Regions from separate parts of the Homo sapiens genome. Here region 1 is linked to region 2. Evidence: read pairs that join two places in POLR2A ChIA-PET (ENCODE). Cell type or tissue: A673. All regions are shown on one strand. Each heading gives the region's core, and the rest is flanking DNA. Links, peaks and the distances in the headings are about the cores only. Region 1 has its middle 92 kb from the start of XXYLT1-AS1. Region 2 has its middle 26 kb from the start of LINC02038.

Region 1 (5,371 bases), core at 62-5,061, 1.2 Mb after region 2:
GGGGCTGGTTCACTGCTGCCTGGGAGTCAACACAGGAGAAAAGCTGTCATCCCCATCTCTCTCGCAATCTCTCTCTCAAGGTTTATTATAAAATACCTGTCCCCCGCCCTTCCTCTGGATGGTAAAATAGAGCATCCTCTGCATTGAGTTTTAATCACCACTGACAACCAGCTCACTTCAAGGTCTAGAGTACACATCAGAACGATCTTACATAAAACAGGATGTTTTTTCAATGTCCGGGTCCTGCCCACTGCAGTGCAGAAGATGGTGCCTTCCCCCGGCTTTGGCTAGAGAGCATAGGGGTATGTTAACCTGGCTGGTGATGCAAGGAGAATCCCTTAGAGGAAGCTAGAGTGACAGGATGGGTTGATTATTTCAAACAGAGATGGTTTCATGAGACTGCATGCAAGAGTTAGAAAAGTCTTCTAGATTTTTTGGTTTGGAGGCACACCAGAAAGGAAAGGTGAGATCAGGGTACCCAGGTGGAAATCCAGGCTCTCCCCAAAACCCCAGGCTCACTGAGGCAGCCTGACACGCTACTCCTCTCAAAGTCTTAATTGCATTGTCTGTAATTTAAGGAGTTAGACTAGATTCTCTCTAAAATTTCTTCCAGTTTAATGCCCATGAGTCCTGATTAATTTTGATTTTGTTATGCCCCACTTCATATGATTCTTGGTGGCTCACAAAAATAAATTTGGCATAGGATTGTAAAGACTTATGCAAAGAAATTGGATGGGAAAGAAGAGTAAAGTGAGGACACTAAAATAAAATTAGCCTCTAAGCTGCATGGTAAGGTCCTATGCACTTTGTTAAAGGTGAGCCATATTTTTGCTTCTGAGCTTCCTACCAGCCAATGCAGAGAGGAAAATGTGATCAGTTTTGAGACCAAGATAATGGTAAGAAAAGACCAGTTTTCAGGAAAGCATCAACTCTTCTTGGTTCTAGGGCCTGAGGCATTTCTCACTTAGGTCTTTAAAGTGAAGGAATGCTGGCATGTTAGAGCACATTCTCAACAGAATCTTTTCAGGGAACACATTAACCTCTTTATAAGGCCCCTCAACGTGGCCAGTGACATAACTGCAAAAGCAGTGTGGTGAAATCAGTTTGACCTGGACCAAAAAGCTGCGATATAGATCTGGAGTTCTCTGGTGGTCTTTGTAAGCCGAGGGGAATAGCAGAGTAGCTAGGACAGTATTTCTCAAACCGAGGGGCTAAGGGCTCCTGGGGTTCCCCAGACATATTCTTGAGCCAGACAGTGCTGATTCGGAGCAGTTATCCTCAATCACGTTCATGTACATTTCAATAGAGGCAGAGGAAAAGAAACGGATCTGCCAAACGGCCACCTGGGCCAGTGGGCCATCTCCATCACAGTGCGAATTTAGTGTTAGTCAATATAAAGGGGCATGAGTGTGATGTGGGCATGCTCCTGCCACCTAACCCTGCGCCTCCATGCTGCCACAATCCCTGCTACTCAGTGACAACCGCAGACTCAAGACTAGCCGGCCTTGGTCTGTGTAAAGCTGCCTTTCTTAGCTCCCAATTGCCCCACAGAGTAAGGCTGAAATTCCTCTACAGGCTGTTCAGGTCTCTGTGTGATCCACACCACCTTCTCCTCTGGCTTCAACAGGGATGCTTCTCTATCCTCCCCCTCCCTCCCAATGTCAAGCCCTGACCCCTGAGTCAAACCATTGATTTGCCTTTGTGCAGACATCTTCCAACCTCTGAGTTCCCTTTGCCTCTCTCCCCTCCCAAGTTTCTCTTTTGACTTCCTCCCATCCTCCAAGGTCCAACCCAAAGACCACCAAAGTTAAGCCTTCCCCATTTTTCCAGCAGATGAAATCTCCCTCCCTCCCAGAGCACTTGGCCAATGTCACATCCATTGACACAACTCTTATTTCTGCTGGGCATGGCTGACTCAGTGAACATGCAGGATGAAGTACAGAGAAGCCTTCAGCCCACAAGAAGAATTTGGTTTCTTGGGCTTAGACCTGTCTTCTCGGCTTGACTGGGGGCTTCTTGAGGGCAAGAGCCCCAGCTCACAAGTCCCAGCCCTCCTGCCACATTCCCACAAGTTTTGCTAATGTCTGCAGAATTCACTTGCAGTAAGGAGGGGTGTGGTGTGGCTGCATCAGGGGAGAGGATGCCTCAGACAGCCAGCAGGTGGTGGGCTTGCTGGCTGGGCGAGCTGGGGCAGGACTTCTAATCCCTTTGTCACAGCTGGGCTGGCCTGGACAGTGGCCAAGGGCAGGAGGGGGAGGGAGGTTGCCTCCCCGTAGGTGAACACCTGACACACTGTGTGCTTATTGGCATTTCTTGCTGCACCTGTTTATTTAACCAAAGCATTCTGATCACAATGCCCATTAAACCTTGTTGACATATTTGAAATTCTGCATTCATGCAACTCAAGCGTCAGCCTTCCATCTGCCAGCTGTATCCTATATTAATTAAAACAGTGGATGAGGTAAACCCAGTTAATCCTCTGGGGGAGAGGTGGGGTTTGTTTTTCAAAGGGATACAGTTTCAGCTTACAGGGTGCATTGGTTTGCTTTTCAGAGTTCCAAATGGGCATTTGTTGTGCACACACTGTGCCCAGAACCTTCTGCTAAATACAGCCTTGCCCCTGATCACTCCTGAGTACTGAGGAATGAATGTGGGTAGGTGCAGTTGTGCATGTGTACATGCGTGAGCTATACACGTGAGCGTTTTGTGTGAGCCCTTGTGTTCATGTGGGTGTGAGTACCACATCTGCATCTGATCAACACCCAGTGACATGCCACCCTCCACGAATGCACTCGGCACACCAAGTTCCATTTGTTCTTTGTTATCCTTAAAGCACCAGGGAAGCTGTACTGCTCACATCAATCACTTGAGATTAAAAAAGAGACAGACTTTGTGTTTACTCCGAGCTCCCTGTGATGATCATTACTAAGACTTGTAATTTCCCTCCATGAGAATCTGGCAGGCTGGGAATACTTTCTTTTGATGGTTGGCAGCTAGCTCTTCATGGAAGAGCTTAGTTAATTCCTCCCAGGCAAGTTATGTGTCTCACTCTGAATGACAGTCTGGGACCACGGAAGGCAGGACCCCTGTGCACGACTCCGTGGGAGAGGTTTCACATGGGAGAGGAAATACAAGGGGAAGGAGCCTCCTGGGACTGTGCAGCACGGGGTCCCCAGTGGGAGGAGCGAGGCCTGGCAGTTGGGAGTCTGGGGTTGGGTCTGGCCGCAGGCCCACCATGTAATCTTGCAAAATTACCTCGTCTTGGGCTCTGCTTCCTCATTTGCAAAATGAAGAGATCGGATTGCATCATTTCTTAGGTCCCTTGTGTCTACAGGCTCTAGGAGTGTGCCAAGAAATGGAGTTGATCTGCTGGTTTTGGTGGGAACCACAGCCTCCTAAAAATGTTAGAGCCGGAGGGAACCTCAGCTCAACTTCTGTGCCTAACCTCCTCATTTCCCAGAAGCAAGTGACTTGTTCAAAGCAAGTCAACGCAGAAGAAATAGAGTATGCATTCTGGGATGGAAACAGAGCCAGCCCAGGTCCCTTGGTGAGGTTTTGAATGCATTTCATTTCCAAAAGGCAACCGAGATCACTTCCCCTCCACTTAGGTCAGGACTTGGCTCAGGCCTCACTCAGCTCCTTCCCAAACCCCTATTCCCTATCTGAGCTCCCCTCGTCCCAGCACCAGGCATTCATTTGTGTGGTAGCAGCTGGAATACTCAGGGCTCCTGGTACACATAGAGTGGTCCCCAGCCCCCGCAGCAGCACCCAGCAGCTTGTTGGAATGGCAGGACATTGGGCCCCACCCCAGAGCTTTCAATCAGATCCCCAGGTGGTCCTTCAGCTTGAGAGCTGCTGTTGCAGGACCACCTGGTCTCTCCTACTCTGTTCCACTCCCCTTCTCCCCAGCTAGACTGTGAGCTTTTTAAGGGTAGGTCACGCAGCTCATTCCTGTGTGCATCCCAGGGTTTGGAATGGTCCCTGGCGCAAAATAGGTGCTCATCAGGTATTGGATGAATACATGAGTGACATGAACCTGTGCAGGCTTCTTGAAGGCTGTGAACATAGCACCAAATCTGGAAGGGAAGACCGAGTGTTGATGGAGAGATAAAAGTGACGGTCTGCAGATAGCCTTCTCCCTGCCCTCGCTAGAGGCAGGGGGTCAGGACTAGCCTGGTTGGAAGGGATGACTGTGACACGAAAAAGCATGAGAGGAGGTAGAAGAGGAGGGAAGGGGAGGATATCAGGGAGTTGAATGATGCCACGATCAGAGTGTTTGGGACAGACCTGTGTACCCCGTTCATGTCCACCTCCCCTAATCTTACTTTCCTAAAGCAAACGTTCCCTATTTTCAGATGATTCTGAGCAAAGGCGAGGAGCATGATTGTTCAAAATGAGAATCTGAGTTCAGATCCCAGTCCCATTGTGTACATGCTGTGTGATCTCGGGCAAGTGACTGACCCTCTCCCCGTGTCCGTTTCCTCATTTCTAAACTGAGGATCACAAAAGAACCTTCGAAGGGTGCCCTGAGGATTAAATGAGATCGTATAATGCATTGCTACAGGGCCTGGCACAAGGAAAGGGTTCAATGGATGTGAAATGATCATAAGTGAAAGAATAAAATCTGATCACTAGCTGGCTGGAGACTGTCCAGTCTGGGAGTCTGGCACCCAGCTCAGTTTGCAGGTCCTAAACCTGGGCTCCCACACCCAACGCTTTGGTTTTTCCTCCCATTGGCCCTCTAGGCCTACTCAGAAACTCTTGTCTCCCTGAGCCCCTCAGATTCATATGTCTCAGGACGGTTGGGTGGGGGGATTCTCTCTTGTCTCCAGAACACTGGCATGGCTTGCCCAAGCCATAGAACCCAGTTAACCGCTCCCAGGCCCTCCCACCCAAATGCCATTGTCTTCATGTTGGCAGCTGACAGAGGTGCAGCGAATGTTTACATCCCTAAATTAGAGAAAGCCTGATAGCACCAGTCTGGGGTCTCCTGGCGGCCTCCTTGTACTGTTTAGCTGCGTCCAGGATTCTGCAGTCGGGCCACCCACCCACAGTGCAGGTGGAATACATTGTAGCCTATGTGAGTGATGCCTCCCTGGAATTGTGCAGTACACAAGCCAAGCAGATGTATGCAGGGCTCTTGTCCCCAGGCCCCACAGCCATTCGTGTCATGCTCCTTGTGAATAAGGTAAGGGCTTTAGGAACAGCTTTGCAGGTAGTGGGCACGGGCAGTTTAAAGTAGTCACAGGTCTGCTCTTTAGAAACAGTCCCTGCCATTTAAAATTCTTGAAAAAAGAATCTCAATCTCCATTCCAGCCATCTAGGAGAGGGAAGAGCTGGGGAAAGGACACAGGAGGAGAAGCTCTAAACT
Region 2 (5,371 bases), core at 200-5,199:
CACCCTCCACGTCCTAAGCTATATGCTTGGATGGGGTTACCCAGACAGCAAAAGGGGCACTGTTTTCTAATACACACAAAGATAAAGTGTGGGCTAGAGGCCTGCCCTAACATTTGCAGAGCCTGGGGCAAGAATGCAAATTAATCAATCTATTATTTAAAAGTTATAAAATAAGCCTAAAACTATTAACTAAAATATATTTTATCCTTCAGCCAAGACAAATAGATCTTTATAATAACATGAAGCCCATGTTCTAATTTAGAATTCTCAAAAGGGGAGCTTACCCCTAGCCCATGCCCAACCCCCTTCCCTTCCCTTCCCCAGCAATGTCCTTGCCCACAAGGACCATTATGCATCCCCATCTGGACACAGCAGGGCACCCAGCTCAGAAGCCCAGGTCCTCTTCCAAATCCCTTGAATGCAAATATCCTGTGTTGCCCCTGGACCTAGGGGTGCACACACTGGCTGTGTATCCCTCGGTGGCCCCCGGGCTTAGGGGTGGGTGCACATGCTGGTTATATATCCCTTGGTGGTCCCTAGGCTTTGAGGTGCACGCACTGGCAGCATATCCTGGGCCTAGGGGTACACACGCTGGCTGTACAATCCATACTTGGGAGAACAAATCTGAGGAAAGACCCATGTAGGCCCCAGACCTGGCTAGTGGTGTTTTGACAGGGAATTCCAGATGCTCAGGGTAAGGACTAGACTGAGGAATGCAGGCTCCTGGTAGCCGTATGCCCTTGACTTGTTGGGCTCCTTGCCCATGGGCATGGGCATGGTCCTAGAAAGTGCTGGACTCCTCTAGCACAGGCCTAGGCGTGAGATTGCTGTACTGGTAGCAGCCGTAAGTGTTAAGTTCCACAGCTGGGTAGGTGGGGAGAATGAGGTGGCAAGCGTGGGCCTTCATCTAGCAATCCCTTGTCTGCCCAAGGCCAGGTGATGACATTCAGTGGCTCATGTCTGCTGCTCTGTCCAGCTCTTTGATGTCAGGTGCCATGTCATTTTTGTACTCTTGGTAGCAACTATTAAAGCACTATCCTTCAAGGCATAAGTGTTCAAGGGGCAGTTCTAAAATGTGTCGTGATACACATCATGAAAATAACACTGGACTTGGAATCAGGACGCGTGGGTTCTCTCTCTGCTCTGCCACAGCTCACTCAGCTTAGGCTTATCATGTTTCCTCCCCAGGCCTTATATTTTCCCGTCTAGAAAATAAGGGTGTTGGTGGCCGGGCTGTGTGGCTCACGCCTGTAATCTTTGGGAGACCGAGGCGGGTGGATCACCTGAGGTCTGGAGTTCGAGACCAGCCTGACCAAGATGGAGAAACTCCATCTCTACTAAAAATACAAAATTAGCTGGGCGTGGTGGTGCATGCCTGTAATCCCAGCTACTTGGGAGGCTGAGGCAGGAGAATCGCTTGAACCCAGGAGGCAGAGGTGTGGTGAGCCGAGATAGTGCCATTGCACTCCAGCCTGGGCAACAAGAGCAAACTCTGTCTCAGAAAAAAAAAAAAAAAAAAAAAAGAAAAAAGAAAAGAAAAGAAACGAAAAGAAAAGAAAAGGGTGTTGGGCCGACAGTTTCCAAAGTTCCATTCGGATCTGAAGGTCTGTGGTTTATGACTCCTGCAAGCTAGTTTTCCTTATCTGTCCATCTTTCTCAACCCTAGGTACTCAGTACAATGACCCAGGAAGTTTTACCAAAAAATACCAGAGCCCAGGCCCTACCCCCAGAGATTCTGCTTCAGTTCTTCTGAGGCGTGGCCCAAGCCAAAGCTCCCCAGTGACTCCGAAGTGCAGCCGCGGCTGAGAAGCACTGTTAGAGTTGGACGGCAGCTCTTGACTCCTCCCACTCCTCACCCACATCCAGGGACAATGGAGCCGGACAGATGCCTGGCTGCAAAAGCAGAACAGCTGTAGGCAAGGCTAGACTCTGGGATCCTGGGGCGGGGGTCTCCTGCTCACTCTCCAGGAAGATGGGAATAAAGAGACCCAATTTCCTGGCCTCAGGCTCCTCGCCTCCCTATCCATCTTCCCATCCTCCAGCTGAGAGCCTAGGGGGAGGAGGAGGGAGAGCAGGCAGCTGCCTAATCTGGGGAGATTTTCTCAGGGGTGGGGGAGGCTGACTTTTGGCTCCAGTCTTCCTCCGCCCTCACAGCTGGAGCAGCCAGAGTGAGCGCGCTGGGGCTGGGATCTCAGCTGCTGGCAGTTGTTCCCATGTTCTGTCCCTGACAGCTGCAAATCTGCTGACGTGTTGCATGTGTGTGTGTCCACATGCGAGCGTGGACTCCAGCAGAACAAATAAGAATAATAAGCAGAACAAATAAGAGGTAGAATGTGGAGCCCAGGAGGTTGCCTGTTCTTCCTAGACTTCAAGTTACCCCTGAAGCCTTCCCTGACCCCCAGCTTCCTCCAGGCTGTAGCTCCCACGAGCCCCTCGTGCTTCCCCTCATTGAGAGTCCATGCTAGCAGCGGATTCGATGATTCCAATAGCTACATTTACTGAGCGGGTCCTGGGTGCCAGGCATTCTCCTAAGCAGGGTAGATTAATGGTTCTATTTAACCCTCAGAATAACCTTATGAAGCAAGCATTATGATTATTTCTATTTTATAGATGAGGAAACCAAGAAAAGATATGTTAACATTTAATCCAAGATCACACAGCTGCGAAGATTCAAAGTCAGGCAGCCTGGTGCCAAAACGTGAGCTCTTTAACACGTTGCTATTCTGCCTGCTGTTGGTGATTGATCACAGGTGAAGGCCTGTTCCAATAAATGAGGTCTCTCAGCCCTGACATTCTAACAGTGGTGTTGCTTGTAGAGACACACATTTTATACTTTGAGTTTTTTTTGTTGTTGTTGTTTAGATCAGAGTTTATCTTGGACAATATTGGCTGAGTTCATAAGCCAAAGTCAGAAGCACCTGTCATCATCCTGTGGGGCTCTGCTTCTGGGTGGACTGTAGGAGAAGTCCTGAGAGGAGAATGGTCTGGGCAGCATTGCCAGAACTGGGCTACAAAACAAGATTGTAAAACCACTGAACAAGAGAACCCCCGATGGTGGTGCAGAATGTGTGGGGCCTGCACCCTCCAGCTTGCAAAGGCTTCTGTTCCCTGGACACCTGAGGCCTTCGCCCAACAGTAGTGTTGGGTTGGGTTGAAATATCCACATGCCGGCCGAGCGCAGTGGCTCATGCCTGTAATCCCAGCACTTTGGGAGGCCAAGGTGGGCGGATCACGAGATAAGGATATCGAGACCATCCTGGCTAACAAGGTGAAACCCCGTCTGTAGTAAAAATACAAAAAATGAGCCGGGCGTGGTGGCAGGCACCTGTAGTCCCAGCTACTCGGGAGGCTGAGGCAGGAGAACGGCGTGAACCTGGGAGGTGGAGCTTGCAGTGAGCCGAGATTGAGCCACTGCACTCCAGCCTGGGTGACAGAGTGAGACTCCATCTCAAAAAAAAAAAAAACAAAAAAAAAAACAAAACGGAAATATCAACATGCCATTGCTTTCAGTGATGGCACAGGTCCTGCCTTTCTAAGATGGTGAGAGGCTCGGGGGCAGGGAGGGGCAGAATACAGCTTGTAACCTGATGTCCATAAAGCTTTTTGGTCCTGGGGTGTTTTTTGCTGAGCATACTGACCGAATATGTGCATGACTGTAGGGATGGGGCATCTATGAGACGGAAGTAACCATGAGAACAGCTATTAAACAAATGAAAACAGGTCGGCCATTCACTGCAGAGTTCAACTGATGCCTTCCCGGAAATCTCATTTGAACCCCCAACTTGCTTTTATGAGTTTAATCCTCTTCATCCCCTCTCCTTAGCCAAGTTTCATTCCCATTTGTTTAATTACCAGTTGTATGAACAAGTCCTTCCATTTTCTCTTACTAGGTTTTACATTTTCATTCATTGACACATTATAAAAATTAAAGTTCTTTACTAGAGAGAGGTGAATTCTGCTTCAGAAGAGTGAGTTTTTATGGGGTGTCAAAATTTAATGTGGATAAGAATGCACCATGGAATCACCAGGGTGTCTGGTTAAAATGCCGATGTGGCTTCCATCGGTCTGGGAGGTGGCCTAGGATTTTACGTTTCCAAGAAGCTTCCAGGTGATGACAATGTTCCTGGTCCACAGACCACACGTCGAGGTGCAAGGTTGTAGAGAGCCTGTGAGACAAACCACATTAACCTGAAGACTAGAGACCAAATAGCCATTCAAGCAATGCATCTACACTCTAAACAGCCCTATGGGCAGGTAAGTACTGCAGCCTCATCCCCGTGGGGAGCCTGGACCAGCCTCACTCGGCTTCTCTTTCAAATGAGCCCATCTGTTGACAGGCTGCACCTGCATTCACATCTCTGCACCTGCATCTCTGCTCAGGTACATTTTTGTCCTAAATCCCTGAAGCCAGGCTTTGTAAAAAGCCTGAGCTGGCTAAAGAATTGCTAGGAAGAGGAGGCGAGATGGTGTGCCAGGGGCATAGCGAGGAACGGGGGACTGGTGGGCCATGCCGCGCAGTGCCTGGATGGCCATGGTTGCCGAGTTTTGAGTGCAGGAGTAATATAATCTGATTTTTACTTTAAGAGGTATTCTCTGACTTTCGTTAGAATGGACTGGAAAATGGGACGGGGGAATAGAAACCGGAAGGGGAGGTAAGTGGCTGTTGAAGTTCCAGGTGGGAGAAGGTGGCTGGACTGAGGAAGGCAGCAGCAGAGCTGAAGAAATGCATGTCTAGAACTTCCCTGTTTATACTCGGGCCTCTTGAGAACAGGGAATGTGCTTTACCCATTTGCCTGCCTTCTTCAGTCAAGCTTCATGAGTGGTAACACCCAGCAGCTGTAATTCTCTCAGTTCCCACTCGCATATTCATCTGCAGCAGCCTGGTTCTGCCCTGCAGTTCTATTGGAACTGCTCTGTCAGAGACCACCTGGGATCCTCACAGAGTAAAATAACCTCATTTAAAAATTCTGTCTCGCCACTTCTATTCAACATGGTATGGGGGTCCTAGCCGGTTTAATAAGTCATGCAAAAAACAAGGCATACACCTTGGAACAGAAGAAATAAAACCATTTTTTTGTGAACAATGTGATCATATATGTAGAAAATCCTAAGGAATTTTCAAAAAGCTACTAGAACTGATAAATGAATTCGACAGTGTCTCAGAATATAAGGTTAATATGTAGAAATCAATTGTATTCCTATATGCCGGCAAAGAACAACCCAAAAAATAAAACTTCAGAAATTCCATTGACAGTAGCATAAAAATATTTAGGAATAAATTTAATAAAAGATATTTTAGACTTATACACTGAAAACTACAACATATTGCTGAGAGAAATTAAAGAATACCTGAATAAACAGAGAGATATGC

What was found. ChIA-PET counts read pairs that join two places held together with the same protein. Peaks named below come from ENCODE experiments on the same cell type or tissue, not always from the same donor. Only the 100,000 strongest peaks of a DNase experiment are listed, where the experiment ranks them.
Region 1: POLR2A ChIA-PET joins it to region 2 with 5 read pairs; 1 of 35 experiments calls an interaction of 5 or more read pairs at or near these places.

The regions. Positions count from the first base shown.
Region 1 is chr3:194,999,955-195,005,325 of GRCh38, forward strand. No RefSeq gene overlaps it. Among named protein-coding and RNA genes, the nearest start is that of XXYLT1-AS1, 92 kb to the right of the region's middle. In A673, for the core only: CTCF peaks have their summits at 2,149 (motif pointing right) and 2,354; DNase peaks (open chromatin) are centred at 2,167, 2,477, 2,857 and 3,157; H3K4me3 peaks cover 836 bases; H3K27ac peaks cover 2,876 bases.
Region 2 is chr3:193,815,005-193,820,375 of GRCh38, forward strand. No RefSeq gene overlaps it. Among named protein-coding and RNA genes, the nearest start is that of LINC02038, 26 kb to the right of the region's middle. RefSeq lists enhancers at 88-999, 3,799-4,427, 4,428-5,055. In A673, for the core only: no CTCF peak of the experiment used is centred there; DNase peaks (open chromatin) are centred at 1,847 and 2,097; H3K27ac peaks cover 1,524 bases.